2 separate regions of the Mus musculus genome follow, and region 2 is linked to region 1. The links are chromatin loops, found by intact Hi-C in ENCODE. Cell type or tissue: heart. All regions are shown on one strand. Links, peaks and the distances in the headings refer to the core of each region. The heading gives the core; the rest is flanking DNA.

What was found. Peaks named below come from ENCODE experiments on the same cell type or tissue, not always from the same donor. Only the 100,000 strongest peaks of a DNase experiment are listed, where the experiment ranks them.
Region 2: a loop joins it to region 1, with 4 times the contacts of the local background. A loop is called at or near these places in 3 of 42 quality-filtered maps.

The regions. Positions count from the first base shown.
Region 1 is chr11:71,691,379-71,702,311 of GRCm38, reverse strand. No RefSeq gene overlaps it. Among named protein-coding and RNA genes, the nearest start is that of Gm12326, 44 kb to the left of the region's middle. In heart, for the core only: no CTCF peak of the experiment used is centred there; a DNase peak (open chromatin) is centred at 5,111.
Region 2 is chr11:71,741,637-71,752,569 of GRCm38, reverse strand. It overlaps Wscd1 (WSC domain containing 1), which reads right to left and starts at 1,555. Exons shown (of 9, transcript NM_001357965.1): 1 at 1,341-1,555. In heart, for the core only: a CTCF peak has its summit at 2,705; DNase peaks (open chromatin) are centred at 1,709 and 4,689; H3K4me3 peaks cover 671 bases; H3K27ac peaks cover 429 bases; H3K27me3 peaks cover 1,508 bases.

The DNA.
Region 1 (10,933 bases), core at 1,379-9,378:
CAAGCAAGTAGAGGGACACAATTTCTCAGATGTGGGCAGGATATTCTTCTGGCTACAGTTGCCAGTGATCCTGAGTTCCAGAGACCTGAAACCTTCAATCTTCAGGTCCAGACAAACCAGCATGGTTGGTCCTCCTTATCTCCGAGTTGGGTGACAAATGACATGTCCACAGAGACGCTCTGGGTGACGTTCTCTCTTGATTCACAGGACAACTTCTTAGGTGTAGCTTCCATCTCACGCCAAAACATAATTACTTTCTATGCAATAATCACAAGCAAGAGAAGGTATTCTAGGGATAACCTAGAAGTGTCTCTGATTTTCAGTTTAAAACATGAAAGTATTTGAAAAAGGCCAAAAATTATAATGAGTAAGAGACTATGGGCTACATGGCATGGATTTTCCCTGGAAGGCTGAGTCCTCAAGGAAGCTATAGACCGTCAGAGTTCTCTCTCTGTCAGGCTGGGTGCTTGAGGACCCAGATGTCCTGGTATCTGGTTCAGCAGGGACCCTGCCATGCCTCATGATTCTAGGTAACTGGACTCAGGGCAGTTTTATTTGCAGTAGGGAGAAGTGGGAATGGTGAGGTGTCAGGTCAGAAGCTCTAGAGTCAGACGATTTTAAGCTGGACTTGGTAACACATTCCTATTCCCGAGACACAGAAATAGGCAGGTTTCTGAGAGTTCAAGACCAACCTGGTCTACATAACAAGTTTCAGGTCAGTCAAAACTACATAGTGAGACTTGTCTTTAAAAATTCTTAAGCTTGGGATAAAGCAATGGTTCAGCAGTTAAGAACACTGACTGCTCTCCCAGAGGTCCTGAGTTCAATTCCCAGCAACCACATGGTGGCTCACAACCATCTGTAATGGGATCTGATGCCCTCTTCTGGTGTGTCAGAAGACAGCAACAGTGTACTCATATACATAAAATAAATAAATCTCTAAAAAATAATAACTTTCTTCAGCTTAGGTTTTAACTTAATCTTTCTGAATCTGAGCTTCCTTATATCAAATCTCTCAGAATAAGCCTACAAACCTCACCAGTTTGCAGCCAACAGAGTTATAATGGAGGTAAGGGTTCTGAGTGCCAGACCATGGGGTGGCAGGATGTTAGAGGACCAGCTGTTCACACCTTCTCCACTATCATCCCACAGACACCTGTAAGTTAAAAAAGACTTGAACCCAAGACCCTGTCTATTTAAAGTCTTAAAGAGGACCTGGCTCTCTAATCCTGAGAAGGTAATGGCCCACTTTTGCTAAGGTTGGTGTGTGTGTGTGTGTGTGTGTGTGTGTAAGAATCCAGTGTTGAGCAAGGTCTGCATTATGCACAGAAATCACACACTCTGGAGACTTTCCTGGAGAAGCCCTCTCCGGCTACCCAGATTTTGCAGTATGTCCAGTGGCACATTAAGGATGCTGCTGCGGAGATGGGAAGAGCCTTGGTCTCCTGGGTTGGGGAGAGAGTGAAATCTGCTAGGCCTTGTGAAATAATAGCTGCTGCCAGGACCCAGTACTTTCCTTCTATTTCTCCCACTCCCCCACCTTCTCTTTTCCCTCCTCTACCCTCTTAAACTTCCATGCCTCAGGTTAAAGGTCAAAGTCACAGGGATGCACCAAGTCAGTCATAGGTCCTACATGCTGAGCCTGTGGCTCAGGACACTGACACATGAACAATGTTGAGGGCAGTTGGTACATGAGAGAGAAGACTTTTTTTTTCTTTTAGGTCATAATTTTGGGTCACAGGCAGGCTTTACAGCTCTCAACAGAAGCCACAGTCTCTGGGTTCCAGAAACTAGATTTAATGGGATACAGGTTTCAGCTGCCCACAGCCAATTGATTTCTCTTTTCGAACTTTCAGTTTCTTACACAGCTAAATGGAAACAGTGGCACCCCCTATCTTAGAAAGTTTTTGTAAAGGTGGAACGAATGCTTCCTGGCTCTGGAAGATGATGGGCCAGGTTAGTTCAGAATCCTCCTCCAATACACTAATGCAAAATAATTGCTTAAAACATAGGACTCAGCACAAAAAAAGAAAATTCTCAGAAACAAAAGCATGAAGAGAGTGACTTGAGAAGGGTGGCGATCATGATTACACCACTAACCCAAGCTTTGCCATAGCAACATTGTTTCGTTCTTGTTGCTTAAGTAAAGGTCTTGCTATTAGCCTAGAACTTGCTATGTAGACTATTGGCATTTGACTCAGAGATCCACCTGCCTCTGCCTCCCTAGTGCTGGGATTAAGGTGTGTATAACCATATCTGGCTCCAGCAGCATATTTCAAAAGTTTCAAATTGGATGCAGCCCAAACATCCACCTTAGACAGAACAAATAAAGATAAATTCAAATGATAGAACATTGCCGACAATGACAAGAAAGAAGCTAGCTATACCAATAACGTGAGTGAAGTTTGCAAGCAAAGCCAAGTAAAGAAGACAGGGGAACATTTGCATTCTCTGAGTTTGTCCATAGATCGAAATAGAGATGAAGACAGAAACCCTGAAATTGGGCAGCTGATGCATGACTCTATGCATTTGTCACAACCCATGGAAATTTATGTCGAGGAGAGTGAACTTTAATATACACAAGGCTCTTTCTTCCTTCCTTTCTTTCTTTCTTTCTTTCTTTCTTTCTTTCTTTCTTTCTTTCTTTCTTTCTTTCGTTCTTTCCTCCTCCTCCTCCTCCTCCTCCTCCTCCTCCTCCTCCTTCTTCTTCTTCTTCTTCTTCCTCTTCTTCTTCTTTTTTCCAGACAGGGTTTCCCTGTGTAGCCCTGGCTGGCCTCAAACTCAGAAATCCACCTGCCTCTGCCTTCTTTCTTCTATTTTTTTTTAAACTAGGATGCCAAAACACAATGCCTTCTGTAACAAATAAGTATGTTAGAAACGCATTATATGACAAAACTGAAGTGTTGCGGGGTCGTGAGAGCTGACCTGAGAAATGATGGAAAGAAATGTTGTAGCACTAAAGACAGAATGATCTGAACTCAAGAATCCTATAACTGAGGATTGAACTGTACCCGAGGGTGGACCTGTGCCAGAGGATGAACCAGTACCTGAAGACGGACCATACCTGAGGACAGAGTTCTAGTTGATTATTTTGCTTCTCGCTGGAACATAGGTTGGCTATTCTGAAGTTACACTGCAAGCAAGGGATCTAGAGCTGAACAAATACATTAATAAGTGATGAGATTTCGGAAGCCAGATTTCTCCCCCATCACAGAATTACAGGGCGGTGAGGCTAGGATGTATGCGCTGACATTGGATTCAGGCCAGATGGTATAATAGAGACACAGATGGAGGCAGAAATAATCACAAGTCTGGATGCACACAGGGGCTACATAGTCACACATTTCTTAGCTGTATCCATTGACAATTGGGTGATTTTGCCAAGCTGTGGGCTTATATAAGTACTCTGAGTACATTTGGGGAAGTCTGGGCATTCTAAGAGATCAAGATGAGGTATACTACATGCATTGCATCATTCAATGTTACCAGTGCATTCAGGGCTTATTGGAATGAGCCCTATTATAAATTGAGGAGCATCTATACATGGCATTCTGAGACAGGTACATTGTGAGATACACAGTTGCCAAGGGGTGGCAATGTAGAGGGGGGTTTAGTAGGTATGACCCAAGGGAACCGTCTAAGGCAATGAACTGTTTGGAGTGATGAATAACTGACACTTTGTATTGATTGAAACTCTAGTAACATCACAACACAAGCAGAGAATCCCAAGGTATACAGTTTTTACAAGACCATTTAGGAAGCGGAGGTGCCTTCTGACTGTATCGTAAATGTATGGAACAACTCCCTGAGAGAGATGGGGGGATGGCAAGGTAAGGAGCCTCGGAAATAAGTCTATAAGTCAGAAGGCAACGGAAACTGTGTAAGCACTTTGTATTTGGAGAAGTTACTTTCCATGGAGGCATGGAGCATTAATTCTGAAACCTCTATGAAATCAAGCCTGGTGACAGCAAGTGCAGAGGGCCTGTGGGAGGAGCCAGCTCTAAGGGAGGAGGCTACAGATAAATGAGAAGAAGAAAGGGATAACCCAAATTCTAACTAGTTAGCATTATAGTCACAGTATGCATTTGTCTTTAGCTCACTATAGATACAGAAACTCAAACATTTGGAAACATTTACAGGTATGTGTGGAGCACTGGGCTGCACACAGACAGCCTGGTTGAGCAAAGGTCTGGAATCCTGGGGACTCAATGGGTGGTGATTTTTCTACATGGGACAGAAAGTGTTCGATCATGTCTCCTGGGCCCCTGGCTCCTGTCGGAAGTTAACACACACACACACACACACACACACACACACACCCCACCCCGCCTGCCCCGCAGGAGAGGTGTGTGGCTATCTATCAGTCACATAGGAGCAGCACCAAGCCTCCCCACATGCAAATGAGGTTTCCCCCAAGCTCTCAGTCCAAGCCAATGAGAGGTACCTGCTGTCAAACCCTGAAAAACTACATACAAATCCTATCCAGGGAATTAAAGGTGTGCGAAAACTACTCTGCCGTCTAAGTCTTTTGTTCCAAGAGCTGTAACACTTGGGAAGAGATCTGCTCTCCTGAAGGGCCACCGGAGGTACCGCTGCACTGTGCATATACACAGGTCAGAGAATACAAAGATCTCTTATTCTGTAAGCTCTGATGAGAAGCAACTACATTTGGTTCCATATACCCCAGGGAATATATTTTGAAGACCCCCACACTGTGGATTATCATCAAGCTCTGTGTATAGACTAGACTTCATGTACAATTCTACCATGATCTATACTGAATAAGTTACACACAACATACTTCCTATTGTGGATCGCAATAGCTCATGGATGTTCCTGCCCTCTGTGCCTTTGTTCCACCATCGTAAACTCTAACCCTCTAACCGTTTCAAAATTTACAACCTTTTCTGATATTCCAGTAGAATTTGTAAGAAAGTTAAAACTACATGGATGATTGCATCAGATGACTGAGAGTGGTCTGGTAATAGGACAAGTTCCTGTTACTTTCCCTATAGCTTCCTGGGAAAGGGAGCCATGTGTTTTGCTGAGTAAAGTGGGTGGAGCAGAACTCAAGGAAGCTGATAAGATCCTGTTACAGGAAGAGCTGACTCTGGTGCCAGCGTCTCAAGCAGGAGGATGCAATCTCTTGTTCTAGCAAACAAGGGTGGGGCATCTCTGAGTGAGTTTGAATGAGGCAAAACGGTTCTTGTTAAGGGAGCAAATTATGACTCTGAAACCCATTGGAGAAATTTACAGATGCTTACTGAAAGCTGAATTGACGGCCTTAATGGAAGGAGAAGTAACGTGGATGGAAGACTCTGGGGGAGAAAAGGGTATCTGGAAAAATTCCGATTCCTGGCAAGAGAGATGGAGAAAGAGCAATGGAGCTCGGGAATTCTGCAGAAGAGAGGAAGGACTCTAGGTGCCAGTGGGGTCAAGGACACAACAACAACAGCCACAACAAAAACTCCACAGATCAATCAACCTGGGCTTGCTGGATGGGCTCACCCGCAGAAACTGAACCAACCGACAAGCAGGGACTCTGCATGGAACTGACCAAGGCCCTCTGCATATAGGTTATAGTTGTGTAGTTGGTCTTCTTTGGGGTCTCCTAACAGTGGAAGCACCTGACACTTTTGCCTGCTTTTCTGGACCCTCTCCTCCTACTAGGACGCCTCATTTAGACTCAATAGTAGGAGAGGTACCTAGTCTCACTGCAACTTGATATGTCTTGGTTGGTTGATATCCATAGGAGGTCTGCCCTTTTCTGAGAAGTGGAGCAAGAGTGGGGGTGGAGCAGAGGAAAGGTGTGGAGAGGGGCTGGGAGGACAGGAAGGAGGAGAAACTAGGTCAGGATGTAAAAGAGAAAAAAAATTTTATATAGAAAATTGGAAAGAACTGGAACAGAGCTCAGCTACAGATAGAGCAACATTGTTGCAGGGTTTGGAGGACTTATGGAAACTTGAAGGACAACATGGGCAACTCTTCTTTAGCTCAGAAACTCCGGAAGTTTATGAACTGCTGACAATTTTGGAGGAAAGGAGGAAGCATCCACGAGCTCTAGAGGTGATATCTAAAGAGGAAGAGAGGCAAATTTGTGGACATTTTTCACTCAGTCAAAATGGAAATTTCTTGAGGTGATCAAAATACTGGTCTAGTGGAGCTTAGACAATAAAAATATTGTGATACTAGGCTTAATTGAAATAAACTATAATTAATGTAATATGCTCTTAGGCAACATGGCACACTATAAAATATTACCAAGTAGAAGGATGTATACATATAGAATTAGTATTTTGTGTCCCACCCCACCCAGTGCCAGGGACTGAACTCAGGGCCTCATACACTATTGACTGGCACCATCGCTGAGCTCATCCCCAGCCCAACAGTGCTGATATCAGAAGAGACAATTTAAGTTTTGTTGGCTTCGTTATTTAGGGCAGCCATAATTTAACGGTTTAATGATTGTTTACTTTTTCAGTTTCATCACCTTCTTTATGCCTAGAAAAAGGATAGTTAATGAAATACTATAATGAAAAATGATCTTGTTCATTTTCTTTTAGAGACACAGTACTGATGCAGTAGCGGAAGAGCTGGTTCTCACCCTAGGTGGGATGGGATGGAACAAGGTCTCACCACACAGAACGCAGAACAACTTAAAGCGTGTGAAGCATCTACTTCTGGGTTTTCTCTTTAGAATTTTCAGACTAGGTAACCGAAATTGTGGAAGACAATACCTTGAACTGGGGAGATGATTGCACATCCCATAGTGGTACACACAGCCAACATACACCTCTTAGTTTGCACTATTCTCAAAGTAACAAGAGAAGGACATCTTAGAGAAATGATTCATGCTAAGATTAAAGCAGAAACTGTGACTATAGGCCACATAGTGCCAGAAGGTAAAGAGATATTAAAAATATACCATACAAGACTGCAGAGACATGCTGGTAGTGAAGAGCACTTACTGTTCTTCCAGAGAACCTGAGTTTGGTTCCCAGCACCCATGTCAGGCAGTTCACAACTACTGTAACTCCAACTCCAGGAATCGAACACTTTTCTGGCTTTATAGGCTCATAAAAACATTCTCTCTCTCTCTCTCTCTCTCTCTCTCTCTCTCTCTCTCTCTCTCTCTCTCTCTCTCTCCCTCTCCTCTCTCTCCGTGTGTGTGTGTGTGTGTGTGTGTGTGTGTGTATATCTTAAATAAATCAGACTGCAAACATACATGCACAACATTGAAAAGACAGAGGAGCCACCTAAGAGACTCAAAATGGCTGTGGCTGGAAGAGTTGTAGCCACAAAATAAAGAAATAAATACCAATGGGCCCACACTGGCATAGATAAGTGATTGAATGAATAAGTGGTAGAGAAGAGGTAAATCTCCCCTGCAGAATAATTCCAAGTGGTTTAGAGAGGCACTTTGCCCTCCAAGATATGAATACCACCCTTCATCCCTAGACTGCAACCCCAAGGCTCCATGACAATCAGTATGATTTTGGGTGTGAGGGGTTAAATTATCGTTACAGCAGAGAAACCTGACAAACATCACCCAGCTCATGGGACAACAAAGCTGACACCAACAGCCACATGTTGTGCTGATCTCAGGGGCCCTTGCTCTGCTGATGAGAGAACAGCTCTTTCTGCAGCCTTCTTCCCCCAATAAGTATCTTTAGTCAAATTATGAGACAAATGTTAGTTAAATCCGAATTCAAGGTTAGCCTACATAGTACTTGGTTAGAGCTCTTCAAGACTGTCAGGCTCCAAAACAAAGAAGGCTAAAGAGGCTGCCTTATCCCCGAGGAGCCAGAAGAGATAATGGTGACAGAAGGTAAGGTAGCATTTAGGTGGGAATCCTACAACCAAAGAATAGTTGGTACAAATTAATAAAATCTGAATGAGATGAAGCTAGGGAGATGAGTTAGCAGTCAAGAGCACTAGCTTCTCCTGAAGAAGAGCCAAATTCAGCTCCTAGCACTGATATGCTGACTGAAAACCACCTATAAGTCTAATAGTCTAATTCCCGGGAACCTGAGGTCCTGTTCTGACTTCCACAGGCAACCAGGTATATGGTGTGCACCATACACATGCACACACACACACACACACACACACACACACACACACACACCTGATGTCTTCTGATTTCCACAGGCAGCCAGGGATATGGTGTGCAACACACACACCTACATACGCTCACTCACACACACGTTAATTAATAATATACATAAAAATAAAATAAATCTACAACAATTAAAATATGAGTAAAGTGTGAGATTTAGTTAATAATAAAGCATCAGCATTGATCTGTGCAATGTAAAAAATTTATTGAAGCAATAACAGCAAGATTGATACCAGAAATGGGGTGGAGAGACATCCAGAGATTCAGTACCATTTCTCCAAGTATTCTATAAATAGAAAACTATTCCACAATGAAGACCTTACTTTAACATATACGGAGACAGAGAAGAAGAGGATCATAATGAGAATAATAGACTGAATCCCAAAGAGAGACCTAGATAGAGGAGGAACTGAGGGGCTCTGTGAAGGGATGCTGGGGATGAGCAGAAGCAAAGATGGGAGGCACCCAAGGTCAGATGAGAGAACCTCAGCCAGACCGTTCCCTAGTAGGACTCAGAATTCACTTCCAAAGGAAAGTGGCATGACTGCTGGGTGGCGCTAGCTTTAGGGCAAACCCATAGCTCCTACAAATACCAAACTAGATAGAGATTTTGGTGAGATGGCGACTCCATTGGCATTTGTGGGGCGGGGGGGGGGGGGGGGGCGGAATGCAGGGACTCTATTTAATAATGGTATGTGACTTGGTGGCAGACTCTTTTGTTAAAAACTGAGCTGTCCCTGGGACCCGAGATCAGGGACCATCCACAAGTCAAGATCTTCAGTTTGGCTTGCTAAGAGCTTTTGGGTGAAAGCAAGCCGAAGGGCAAGGGTGGGGAGCAGCTGGACGATGATGGGCAGAAGAGTGCAGACAGCAAGAGGCTGGCTCAGGCAGGCAAGCACATAAGGAGGAAGGCTCTGCCCTTGGTTGTAGGAAACTGTCACCATCAACTGGGAATCACACTGGGGTCTGAGCACTCCAGCCTGAGGTTGCAGAAGGTAGGATGCTGGAGGTGCTTTATCTGTCAGTCACTGCTGAAGATCAGGAGAACTCCAAAGTCCCAGGCATGTACATGCTATTTACAGGATCACCCCCTCCAGCAGGGTGATTAAAACCTAAGAGGACTTAGAAGAACTTTTTTGCCTTGATTTCCTTACTAACTACACATCATACAGGATTAAAATCTAAGATATACAAAGAACTGTAAAAATTAAACATTAAACAGCCAAATTATTCAGTGAGTGAATGGGATTACTGACTGAATAGATGGTTCTCAAAAGAGGAGACACGGATGCTCAATAAACACTTGAAATGGCATGCAGGATCCTCTGCCATCAAGGAAACACAAATTAAAACTGCTTGAGATTTCACAGACAGAAAGGCGATTAATCAGGAAAATAAATGGCAAGAAATGTCACCAAGGACTTAGAGAAAGAAGAGCCTTTATACACTGATGGCAGGAAGGTGGAGTCTTGGAGCCACTATGGGAATTAGTAGGAGATTGTGGGTCTCCCTGATCTTGTGGATTATCAGCCGATACAGTCCAGATGGGGCTGTGGGAGCAGAGACATCGAACAGGGCGTTCAGAAGCTCTGTGACTATGTATGGTGAATAAACCACACTGGACCACAGTCAGTAGGTAGATGAACTTTATTTAGAGTGATGGAAGGCTTATAAAATTATGGGGGTCTGAGGGTAGGGACATCCAGGATGGGGTTAGGATGTCTGGAATGGCTCGTTAGCATGGGGAAACATTTCAGGACTCTCAGATGTTGGCTGAACAGGCTTTGTGAGGAGAAAGGAAATTGGTCCTATAAACTAATTCAGGCTACATGACAGTCTTCAGGTAGAGGTGTATATGGGGGCTTAGAACTCCCCAGAGGAGATCAGAGAAGGAGAAACGTTGCTAACAAAAGGGAGTCTCCCATATTATGCAGAGTCCAGAGGCTTTCTGGTTATGGTGGACCTTGACCTTAATTAGCAGAGTTTCCCCACAGGAGATTTTTTAAAAAGCCAAAAGTCAAGCAAATGAACAAACAAATAAACAACAACAGCAGAGGAGAAGGAATTACCTATAAACCAGTTATACTCCTGGGTATATATCCAAGATTTTAAATGAATATACAGCATAGATACTTGCACACCAATGCTTTTAGCTAAACCATTTATAGTAGTTATCAAATGGAACCAGCCTTAATGTCCATCATCTGACAAATGGTCAAAGTATAACGACATGTATGTATGTATGTATGAGGATGCCGTGATGAAACCCAGCACAGTGTACACTACCTCAAAAAGCTAACTTAAAAAAATGAACCAAAAACCAAACCAAGTCTGTACCTTAGAAAAGTAATTGCCACACAAACAGCAGGGGAACATAGATTTACTAAATACATACATACATACATACATACATACATACATACATACAAGTCCTTGCTTCTGGGTTTGAACTTACAGAATTTCAGACTATTGAATAAAAAGTGTTAGAAAAACACCAAGACATGTGTTCAAAATGAAACCTTGGCAGTTGGTGATCTATCTTGTAGTATTAAAATCCTGTGGAAAAATCCAGAAAGTCCCTACCATAAAAGACAGCAAAAAAACTCTGGTGGGGACAGGCTGGACTCTCCTGGGAAAGCAGGCAGTCATATGTCTCTAGGGTTGTGGTTATATGGGTCATACCTTTCAAAAAATCAGAAGCTGTACTTTAGTGCTCTGTAAACTTTTCTGTGTGCCTGTTAACAGCTCACATATGGTTAGGAAAGGGGCTAAAACCAAAGAAATGCATAGAGATGTTCTGTAGCTGATAAAAGT
Region 2 (10,933 bases), core at 1,403-9,402, 50 kb before region 1:
TGGGATGGCTGGGAGTAGTCATGATGTCAGGGAGATAAGGGGACAGTTGCACCCACTACCCCCAGCTTGGTAGCTGGCCAAGCTGCCCTCAACCACTACAAAGGAAGATGCCTGGCTCTTCCCTGAACCTGGGGGCTTAGCAGCCCCTCCCCACAGGCATCTTCTTGAGGGATTTCAGTTAAGAATATATGTGTGGTAGGAGGTCATGCTTGGAAGAAACCAAACCTACACAAAGAAAGCTCTCCCTAGCTCTCTGGCCAGCACGTGTAGTCATTCAGTTAGATAGCCACCAAGTGAGGATACTGTCTACAGAAAGAGCCACCCAGCCCAGCATAAAGCTCCTCTTATTCTTACAATCCTTACAGCCCTCACTTCCCGTATCTGATGTTGAGTTCCTGAACCCCACGTATGGGTTCCTACCAAAGCTGGTCCGTAGATATAAGAATACTGTTCTCGCAACAGGAGAGAAGAGGTGACAAAAGTACAGGGGAGTACCGAGTTTGTTCATTTTGTCTGAAAAGTAGCCTACAGCCTACGACGGAGAGTGAGGGCCGGGTCCCAAGGTAGGGCTGTGGGTGCTGGAAACTGCCAATCTGTCAGCAAGCAGATGGGGCAGAGGTCCTATTCCCATTCGGACTCCCCGTGGACTAGCTGGTAGGACTAAGACCATCAGCGGAGCACAGACACCCAGAAAAGCAGTTAGATAGGTTACCCTGAAGCAGCTGACCCAGCCAGGGATGCTTCTGACTAGCAAAGAAAAACAGCACACAGAGCATCCAGCCACGAGTCTCCATCCACACCTTAGAAAGATGCAAAGCGCGACACCGGGTAATTTCTTCCAACAAAATACATACGTTTCTGTTTTGCCTCTGCCTGTGTTCAAGTTCATCAAGAGACCGGAGAAAACCCTTCGCTGACCGGAAGCCTAGCTTGGGAATGGAACGAGAGAGGGGGGAGCAGCTTCTGACGAACGTCTCCACCTAGGAGGGAGGCTGTGCGCACCCCAAAACCTGCCCTCAGCCCGACCGGGGAGTCAGACCGGACGTCCCCGGGATTCCGGCGGAGAAGCGGCTGGTGCAACTGCCTGTGCACATCCAGCCAAGACCAGACGTGGTGAGATGCTACCCACACATCCGCCACGGTCCTGGCGCGCCGGCCCCGGGAAGGCGCCTCGCCAGCGCGCCCTGCGCCCCAGCAGGTGCAACCCCGCGCCCCCAGCAGGTGCAACCCCGCGCGCTCCCAGTCGCATCTACACAAACTTGTTTGCCCGGGGCGGGGGTAGATCCGGCTCGCAGCCCGTGCTAGGGTCCTGGCTGGGAGACCTCGAAGACAGGACTCACCCAGCGATCACAGCCGATTGGGGCACCCGCCTTCCGGGGCGCCAAGCCCGCAGCCCGCAGTGCCCAAAGCTCAGACGCCTGTAGCAAGCGCACCCGCGCTCCCAGGCCCGCGTCGCGCAGCTCCCCGAGGCTGCGGACTTCCGCGCTGAGCAGTGGCGGAGCGGGCGGGCGCCCAGCTGAGCCGCGGGCGCGGAGTACAGCGAGTGGCGGGCGCAGAGCGGGCGAGCGGGCGCCCGGTCTGCACATGCTCACTCGCGCGGCCCGGGGACAGCGGCCGGCCTCCGCCGGGTCCTAGAGGCTTCCGCGCACCCCCCTCTTCTAGGCTCCCAGGAAGGGTCGCAGCTTGGCTTCGTGGCGGGAGGTATGTGGGTGATCTGTCCGGGCTTGCGAGACAACGCACATACCGCGGGTGACACGCACTACTCGCCACCGCCAAGACAAGACGTTGACCACTCTGTTGCACCCGCCCAGCCACAGCCTACCACTGCAGCCTAGCCGGCTCTAGCACGCACCATGGTGCTCACACCAGACGCACACAGGAATACACTGGGCATCGCCACTCGCAGCAGTACGCCGCCACACTCAGATGCAGACGTGGTGGCAGACGCACAGTGGCTGATACAAATACACACTGAATCACCAGACACCCACACTCACACACTCTGTACTCTGCTCCACTCACTCAGAAGCAAGCTAGGACACGGACAGTTGCACACACATACAGAGCCACACAAATTTGTACCACTCTAATGTAAATACCCAGGCACACACTGGATTACTGTCCCATACTGGGGGAGCTAGGCACATTCACCTAACTCTCCTTGACACACAGCCACTCAGAAACAAGCACTTGCTAGAAACACACACACAATTTGAGACAGTACCACAGAATTACAAAATGGCAAAGATACTCACACCATCTCCTTACACACCTGGGGTTCTGCCAGCAGCTTATCACTCTGCCCACATTGACACAGGGAGACAGACCTTCTTGATATAGAGTGTAAAGGGACATTGCCTCACTGGTACACACACACACACACACACACACACACACACACACACACACACCACAGAGAGGGGGGGCACATAGGTCTATATACAGCCCTCCTTTTAAATAAAGACTTACCCCACTGGGAAGCTCTGCTCCCCCTTTCGAAGCCCCCAAGTCACAGCATCTACCCTGCTCTTCCTTAAACAACAGTGGGTATAGTTCTCACCCAAGACTGACAGCCAAGATGTTCTTGGAGGCTGCTGGATGCTGGGGACAGGATGAGAGGAGGCATCAGGAGCAGGTGGCAGTGGCTCTAACGGACTTCCTGAATGGAAGTTTTTTACTTCCAACTTCCGCTAGGGGCAGAGCTGCTCAGCCACTCAGAGAAGTGGGCTTTCAACAGGTGCAGGGCAGCAGTGGGGCTTGGAAGGGGACCCGTAGAAAGCTTCTGGCGGTGCAGTCGAAAGGCACCCTGGTGGGGAAAGGGCTTGTTGAAGTTTACACAGAAGAGTCTTGGGTCTGGGGATGAAGGTTGAACTCTTTGGAGCCTTGGGAGTTTTGGGTAGGAGCAGAGGGATTTTGTGCTATCTCAGCATTCCAGGCCTGCAAAGAAAGTATCCTCTGCATAGCCTTTAATCATTGTTATCAGCTGTAACTCAATGAATCCTCTTGCAATGTTGTCTTGTGTTTGAACCCTCTTCAGGACTGACTGCATAATTTATAGGGTCCAGTGGCAAAAAACAAACAAACAAACAAATTATCCAAGATGCAAAGGTATAATTTTTTTAATTTTTTAGTACATATTTTCCTCAATTACATTTCCAATGCTATCCCAAAAGTCCCCCATACTCTCCCCCCCCCACTTCCCTACCCACCCATTCCCATTATTTTGGCCCTGGCGTTCCCCTGTACTGGGGCATATAAAGTTTGCGTGTCCAATGGGCCTCTCTTTCCAGTGATGGCTGATTAGGCCATCTTTTGATACATATGCAGCTAGAATCAAGAACTCTGGGGTACTGGTTAGTTCATAGTGTTGCACCTACAGGGTTGCAGATCTGCAAAGGTGTAATTTTAAAACAGAGTTTAGGGTTATTGGGAAACAGACTCTTGTGTCTTGCACAGGCCGTAAGTCCATGAAGTCACCCATGACCCTCTTATATCCTTTGTCCCACTTAATAGTTATGACAAACTACCTTCATTTGCATCCACTTCAAAGACAATGCTCTTGATGCACAAAAGGAGATGGTTGCCCAAGGGTTGCAGTGAGGACAGCCCTGAGAACCTCCAGATGCACTCCTCGCGATTCTGGGCACTGCTCTGCAGCTGCTGCTTCTTGGGAGGAGATGTCACCTAGAGCAGCAGCCACCTGAGATGTGGAGCTGAGTTGTCTGTGTGAAGTGTATGAAGGGTGGAGGGGATGTTAAGGGAAGAGTCCCGTGTCTGATTGCACCTGCAACGCGCAGCATGCCAAGAAGCACCTCCTGGTCTCCAGGTAGGTATGCCTGCCAACTTGACAAGAGACACTACGAAAGGAGGTACAAGGAGGAACCCATAGAGTAGTGAGTTGAGAAGGGCGTGGGAAAGGCAGTTTGGGTGTCAAAATGGGCATGAGTATTTCTGTGTTGGAATAAAGCCTTCCTCTTTAGCACTGGTTGCAGATAAAGGTTCAAGAAGCCAGCTTGGGTAGCCCTGATAGCAACACCCCTTTCAAACCATGCCAAGCCCCTCCCTGTGCCTAGATCTCCTTGCCACATAGCTAAGATCCACTGGCAGTTGGCTCCATATCATTTTCCTCCCATATGTTAAAGGCATCCTAATGCCCCATGGACTTCTATGGTGGTCCCACAACAGTGTTGACACAGATCCAGCTACTCCTGCCTGAGTAATGCGGTCACCCCTGCTTCCCCTGCAAGGCTAAGACTAAGAATTAAAATAGTCTCAGCTCGTACTACTCCTGTCTCGCTGGGTTTGCCTGTTTATTCCATCTGTCCCTGTTTGTGACTTTAATCATTAGATCCCAAGTTTATGTGTTGCCTTCTAACTCCAGCTCCTGGGGTTTTCCCCTCCCCTCCTCCATTCTCCCTCTCCCTCCCCTCCCCTTCCCACCTCTCCCCTTCCCTTTCCTCCCTTTCCTTTGGCTGGCCTCTCCTCCTTTCTCCTTTCATGTCACTGAGAGCGACGCCCATCCTGTGTTAGATTCCTGTTGAATACTGGACACCGTTGATCCAGTCCACTACAGAAGCATCTGGCATGGAAAGCTGGACAAGGAATGGCCCCCCACCCCCAATCTGGACCAATATGTGTGTACGCAAAGCAGCACCGGACACAGCATGCGATCTATTTTTGTAAGTATTCCATGCAAGGGTTTTTCCTGAGGAGCAGAAGTGCCACATGCTGTTCAGTGTTACCCAGGCCCCCAGGTTTGTAGTGTCTGCCCCTTCTCCAAGTAGCTCATTGTCCAGGAGGCCAAAGGAAGTCCAGCTAGAGCAGCCGCCCACTGTCCACTCCCCAGGCCTCACAAGATTGACTACTCCTTTCACTTTACATCTTTTCTGGCTCATTGTCCTTTCTTTAACCTTCAAAGGCCCCACAGCTAGAATTTGAGCCCCCAGATATCCAGGGGGAGTTTCTCTCATATAGAGCTATTGTATACATAACCCTTAGTGCATGCTCATTCAACATTCATTAAGATTTAGTTATTTGTGAGATAGTTTTACTTCATATTACAGACTTGCTTGGAACTTACCCTATAATCCAAGTTAGTCTTGAATTCACCTGCAATCTTCCTGCCTCAGTCTCCCAAGTGTAGAGGTAGTGTTCTCAACCTGTGGGTCACAACCCCTTTGAGGGTCAAACCACCCTTTCACAGGGGTTGCATATCAATATCTGCATTTACCACATATTGACATTACAATTCATAACAGTAGTTAAATTATAGTTATGAAGTAGCAAAGAAACAATTTTATGGTTGGGGGTCACCACAACATGAGGTTGTATTAAAAGGGTCACAGTACTGGGAATTTTGAAGACCACAGTGAAAAAATTGTAGGTGTGAACCAGTTTGTTGGTTAACACTATAAAGTTTATAAGCTCTCAAATCACCCACCAATGTCCCTGGGCATACCTGTGAGGAATTATCTAGAGTAATTCTCTGGTCCTGGCTGTGTACAATTATCAAAATGATCTTGAGATGAGAAGACATATTTTCAGTATGGGTGATGCCATCCTACCAGACGAACAGGTATACAGAAAGGAGTAAGTGATCTGAGCACTGCATTCGGTGTTCTCTGCTAACTAAAATTGATACAATGACTCCATCTGCCTCAGGTTCCTGCTGACATAGCTTCTCCATCATGAAGAACTGTATACCTCCAAACTGTGAGCCAAAATAAATCCCTTGTTCCTTGAGTTGCTTTTGTTCCATATTTTGTCTTAGTGGCAAGACAAGCCACCATGCCTGTCTCAAGTGTAATCAATTTCTAAGGTTCAATATGTGTAACGTGACATTTTCCAGGAACCCCGGTAGGTCTCTAATGGATGCTGGATTTCTTCTGAAGAACTCAAGAAACTGCCTACTCTTGCTCTGGTTGCAGACATCTCTGTTGGTCCCCAGCAATCTTGTGATTGGCTCCCAGAGTCAACTAACCGCCAGTGTGACCCTGGAGAAAAGGGGGATACTCACTCTATGGTATCCACCTGTTGGGGTGGAGGTTGTGTCAAAATGAGAAACCAGTGCCCATCAGCACTTGGAGCACTTGTTTGTGTCTGAATGCTTTCCTCTTTACCTATGCAGCTATTGCTCCACTGCTCTGGCCTTTAAGGTCCTGTGAGGACTGAGAGTCCTCAAGCAGCCTGTGAAGGCTGCCTTCACTCCCATACATCTTCTGAGGATGTGACCTTCAAGGATGGGGAGACTCTTTGAGAACATCTCTGAAGAGAAGACCCAATTTCCTTTCTCCCTTCTAGTTTTTCGCATGGTGCCATGAGTGCTTCATGCTGTACCTTCAGTAAGACTGGAGGCTGGCTCCAGTCGGCACTTTGCTGGGCTGTAAGTATTGATTTGCTTTCTCCTGTGAATGCAGCAGTGACTTAAATGTGCCTCTGCAAAGATACCAGCTACACACAGATGGCAACTGCACCCCCTGCTGAGATGGGCCTGCAGAAGGCAGAGCTGTGGGGGTGTGCAACAGGGCAGCAAGCCTGTGCCTGCCTAGGATCAGGCAGCCTCCCTCAGTGCTGGTCTGATGATTCCCAGAGAAGCTGGATTCCCAAGACATGGACCAGAAACCCCAGAAAGTTATAGAAATCCAGAGGTGGTGAAAGGGCACAATGCAAAAGATTTCTTTGGTTGGCGTGATCTGAAGGCTATTTATTGTACTGGCTGGTTTTGTGTGTCAACTTGACACAGGCTGGAGTTATCATACAGAAAGGAGGTTCAGTTGGGGAAGTGCCTCCATGAGATCCAGCTGTGGGGCATTTTCTCTATTTGTGATCAAGGGGTAGAGGCCCCTTGTGGGTGGGACCATCCCTGGGCTGGTAGTCTTGGATTCTATAAGAGAGCAGGTTGAACAAACCAGGGGAAGCAAGCCAGTGAGGAACATCCCTCCATGGCCTCTGCATCAGCTCCTGCTTCCTGACCTGCTTGAGTTCCAGTCCTGACTTCCTTGGTGATGAATAGCAGTATGGAAGTATAAGCCGAATAAACCCTTTCCTCCCCAACTTGCTTCTTGGTCATGATGTCTGTACAGGAATAGAAACCCTGACTAAGACAGCTGTGTTGCCTGGTACAAGCTCATGTCTCTGGATCCCGGTGTCTAGCTGAGGAAAGTGTATTGCTTCTCTCAGAGGTAGTGTTTTAGTTTAGTTTGTTTTGCTTTCATTCCCACTAGCACAGTATCTAGTCTGCAGCTCAAAGATCTGGGAGCAAATTCAGCTCTCAGTCTTACCATTTACGAATACTTTTCTTTGCCAGGCAGTGGTGGCACATGCCTTTAATCCCAGCACTTGGGAGGCAGAAGCAGGCGGATTTCTGAGTTCAAGGCCAGCCTGGTCTACAAAGTGAGTTCCAGGACAGCCAGGGCTACACAGAGAAACCCTGTCTCGGAAAATTTAAAAAAATTAAAAAAAATAATACCTTTCTTTGAGGCTATGACTGCTCTAGCTTGTGTTATCTCTGATGGATCCAGGAAAAATCAACCAAGGACCTTCTAGAAAGGATTAGTGGTTCTAGATCCCATTGAGCATGTTAAAGACTCACAGAAGAGGTCAGAATAGTAACATCGGCTAGAGTTCGGAAGGAGTTGTTCTACATCTCGTGGATGACTTTGAGGAGTTTAAGACAACAGTGGTGGTAGCTGTGGTAGGAAAAGTTAGAGTTAGGCAATGAGAACTGGGCAAGGAGCTCAAGGATGGACAGAATTGTCCCACTCTCATGATGAACGACACGGTTTCTCCAGATGGAATCTGCTCTGGTGACCGTGATGTGAACACTGCTGAAATGACCAGGGATCTAGAATGTCACATCACCCTGGCTGACAGGCAGAGGTGGGATGAAAGAGGATTTGCTCTGCTTTGGAAGGAAATTCTCCCGTGGGGGAAACACTATGGCATCACGGTTCAGACTGAGAATGTTTGATGCCCAGGTTGTGCTTCTAGAAGAGTACAGAAGTAAGAGACACTCTGATGATTCTTCCAAGTCCCCATCCCAGCACTGAACCGAACAGCACAGCATGTACTGGAATGAGAGTCCTTACATGGGGGTTACAGATGTCTGGTTCCATCTTCTATTTTGTAAAGGCAGAAACTGGGTGAATCAGAGGAATGGAAAGCCATGAAGAACCTCAACGTGCCAGCATGGGCTGGAGTAGACATGAAGTCCATGGTGTCAGCTGTCAGCTAGAAGGTTCAAAGCTAGCAAGCAAGCCCTAGTACAAGAGGATGGTGCAAGTGCCTCCACCCTGTTTTTCTCTCTCTGCCTATCCTGTCTACCCATCAGACACTGATACTTAAAGAAGCAGCAGCTCGGCTTTGTCCCGCTTTTAAAGATTTCCCTGTAAGTCTGTCACCAAAGGTCTTGAACCTGCAAATGATCTCAATTAAGCTACTGGCATACTTCTCACATACAGCACTGGTATAAAAGACCAGGTTTCAATTTTTGAATAAGTTAAAGCTCACAGTCAAGTTGCACAGAGAATGGGATTCTCCCATACCTCCAATCATTTTCCCCGTGGCCAGCATCTTGTATTTCTATGGTTGCTTTTGTCAGAATTGAGACCTTGGCTGACATTGGTACATGGCTGGTAGCTAAACTCTGAACTTAATTTGGATCTCACCAGTTTCTCCATTAACATCCCTTTTCTGCCTCAGGGTGCCTTGCAGGGTTGCAGAATGCTACGAGCTGTCTTGTCTGCCCAGTGAGCGTCCTCTGTTGATGGTTTCTCATGGTGCCTGGGCTTTGCATGACCTTGACAGTCTCAGGACCACTGTTCAGGCAGAATATCCTTCAAGCTTATTGCAAATCACTGGGTATCTCAAACTAAGGTGGTTGTAGAAGGTCCTGGCATCATGTGTTCACAGACACTGCCCCTCAAAGCATAAGGCCCTGACTCCAGGAAGGGAGAGCAGGACAATGACTTGAGGAAAGACAGGGAAGAAATACTTCCACAGAAGAGGTTCTAACAGAATCAGGGCGGGCAGATGGCTGGAGGTTGAAATAATATTCTGGAGATATCAAGTTCTGAATGTGCCACTGGCAGATTATCAAGAGATAGAGCCAGGATACAGGGCCATGTCTTCATTCTCCATGCCTCCTGCATCCCAGGCATCTTTAGGACACAGGTGGAGATACTCATTCTTTCCCTGTCTCCTCTGCATCTTAGGTGACCCAGGGATACTGGGGGGTCTTTTGATAGGAAGAGCAGCTCTCCCCAGCCTCAATGTCTAACTCTGAGCCTTCACTTCCCGTGGAAAGATCCATCCATTTCCCTAGTGATGGGGAGCTCTTGTTTTCTCTGTGTATCCACCTGTATCTCCAGTCCTCCCTCCATGCATACTTCTTCCTCAAGTCTCCTCCATGTGAAAGACGTCTCCTAGTGGACCAGTGAGATGTCCCCACTACATCCCTCCCTCAGACATCTAATTGACTATAACAGAAATTGTCCCCTTCTTCTCTAATGCCAGTCAGAGGCTAGCCACTCCTTCCTGATGCCAGTCCAGAGAAATTTCCCCAATCTCTCCCCACACTCGGTAGTGAGGTCACTCCTCTCTCTTCAGCCACATGAGGCTCCAATATCCTCCACTCCCAACTTGTTCCCTGTCTCATCCACAGGTTCCTCTTCCTTTCTCACTCATAAGGATGATCCTGAAAGTTCTGTCCCTGATCCTCTTTTCTGTTTGCTTTTCTACACTAGACCTATTCTCTTCTCTGCTTCAACTCTACCCTCAACCACAGCTGGCTACCCAGGGTCTCTTCTAGAAGGTTCACTGGCTTCTAATACCTCTCATCCCTAACCTTGCAGCAAGCCTCCCTTTCCTGTCCCTGAGCATCTTTTATCCCCTGAATGCCTTCCCTGGAAACATGGCTCTACCATCCTCCAATGGCCTGACGTAAATTCCCGAGTGTTAGCTTCCATATTTCCTTCTCTTTTGCCCATTATCTCATCCATCAGTCATCCATCTCACACTCCTAAACCCTATTTGGACACCTGTCACCTCAAAGACCCTCTCCATTGTGCTGCCTGCTCAACATGGATGGGGACTTGACAATTCCCATGAACCCCTGTGGTGCTCTCACTGTGCACAGATAAGCTCAGCCTCAAGGGCTGGGCATCCAAGGCCTTTCAGCCCCAAGCTCATCTGAAGTGGAAACTCAAGAATTCTTTGGAAAGTTGGTTGGATGGTGTTTTGCTGGGGCAAAACCAAGAAGGAACGTTTTGTTAAAGTGGACATGAGTGTGAAAGACTAAGGCAGACTTGTGAAGGAGTGTTTCGCTGAAGCAGACACAGGAGAGAGGATGTTCTGCTAAAACAAGCAAGTGAAAGGACACGTGATGAAGGATTTTTGCTAACGGCACACGTGTAGTAGTCATTGCGTAGTTGAACTGCATTTGTCAGGATGCTGTAGAGAGAATGCACCAAAAAATCTTCTGGCGGTGTGCTGCAGTTTGTTGCCACTTCCAAGGACTCAGACTGATTGGATGCATGTGCTGAGGCGAGACCCATGCTGAGGCAAGGAACATGGAGGACAGGTGATGTCTGGAGGGTATGTATAGGACTCCATTGAAGTGACAGAGACAGAGCTTGGCTTGCTGGTACAGCTAGCTATGCAACACTTGTGGGTCTCACTTCTTCGCTGATCTTCACTTCCCTGAGAGAGAACTTCTCCTGGGGTCCCCCTGGGTCTCTCCTGCTGACTTGAACTGAGGCTCAGGCCTGCCTGTCTCTGCTAGGTAATGTCACCACCACTGTTGCTAACCCAACTCTACTGAGCTGGACTGCTGGTATATCTGTGAGGTGTTTGTGAGTGGATTGAGCTGCCCCTGCCTGCAAATCTGTGAACTGACCTGCTGATTTCCAGACAACACAGATGGGAGTGGCTGGAA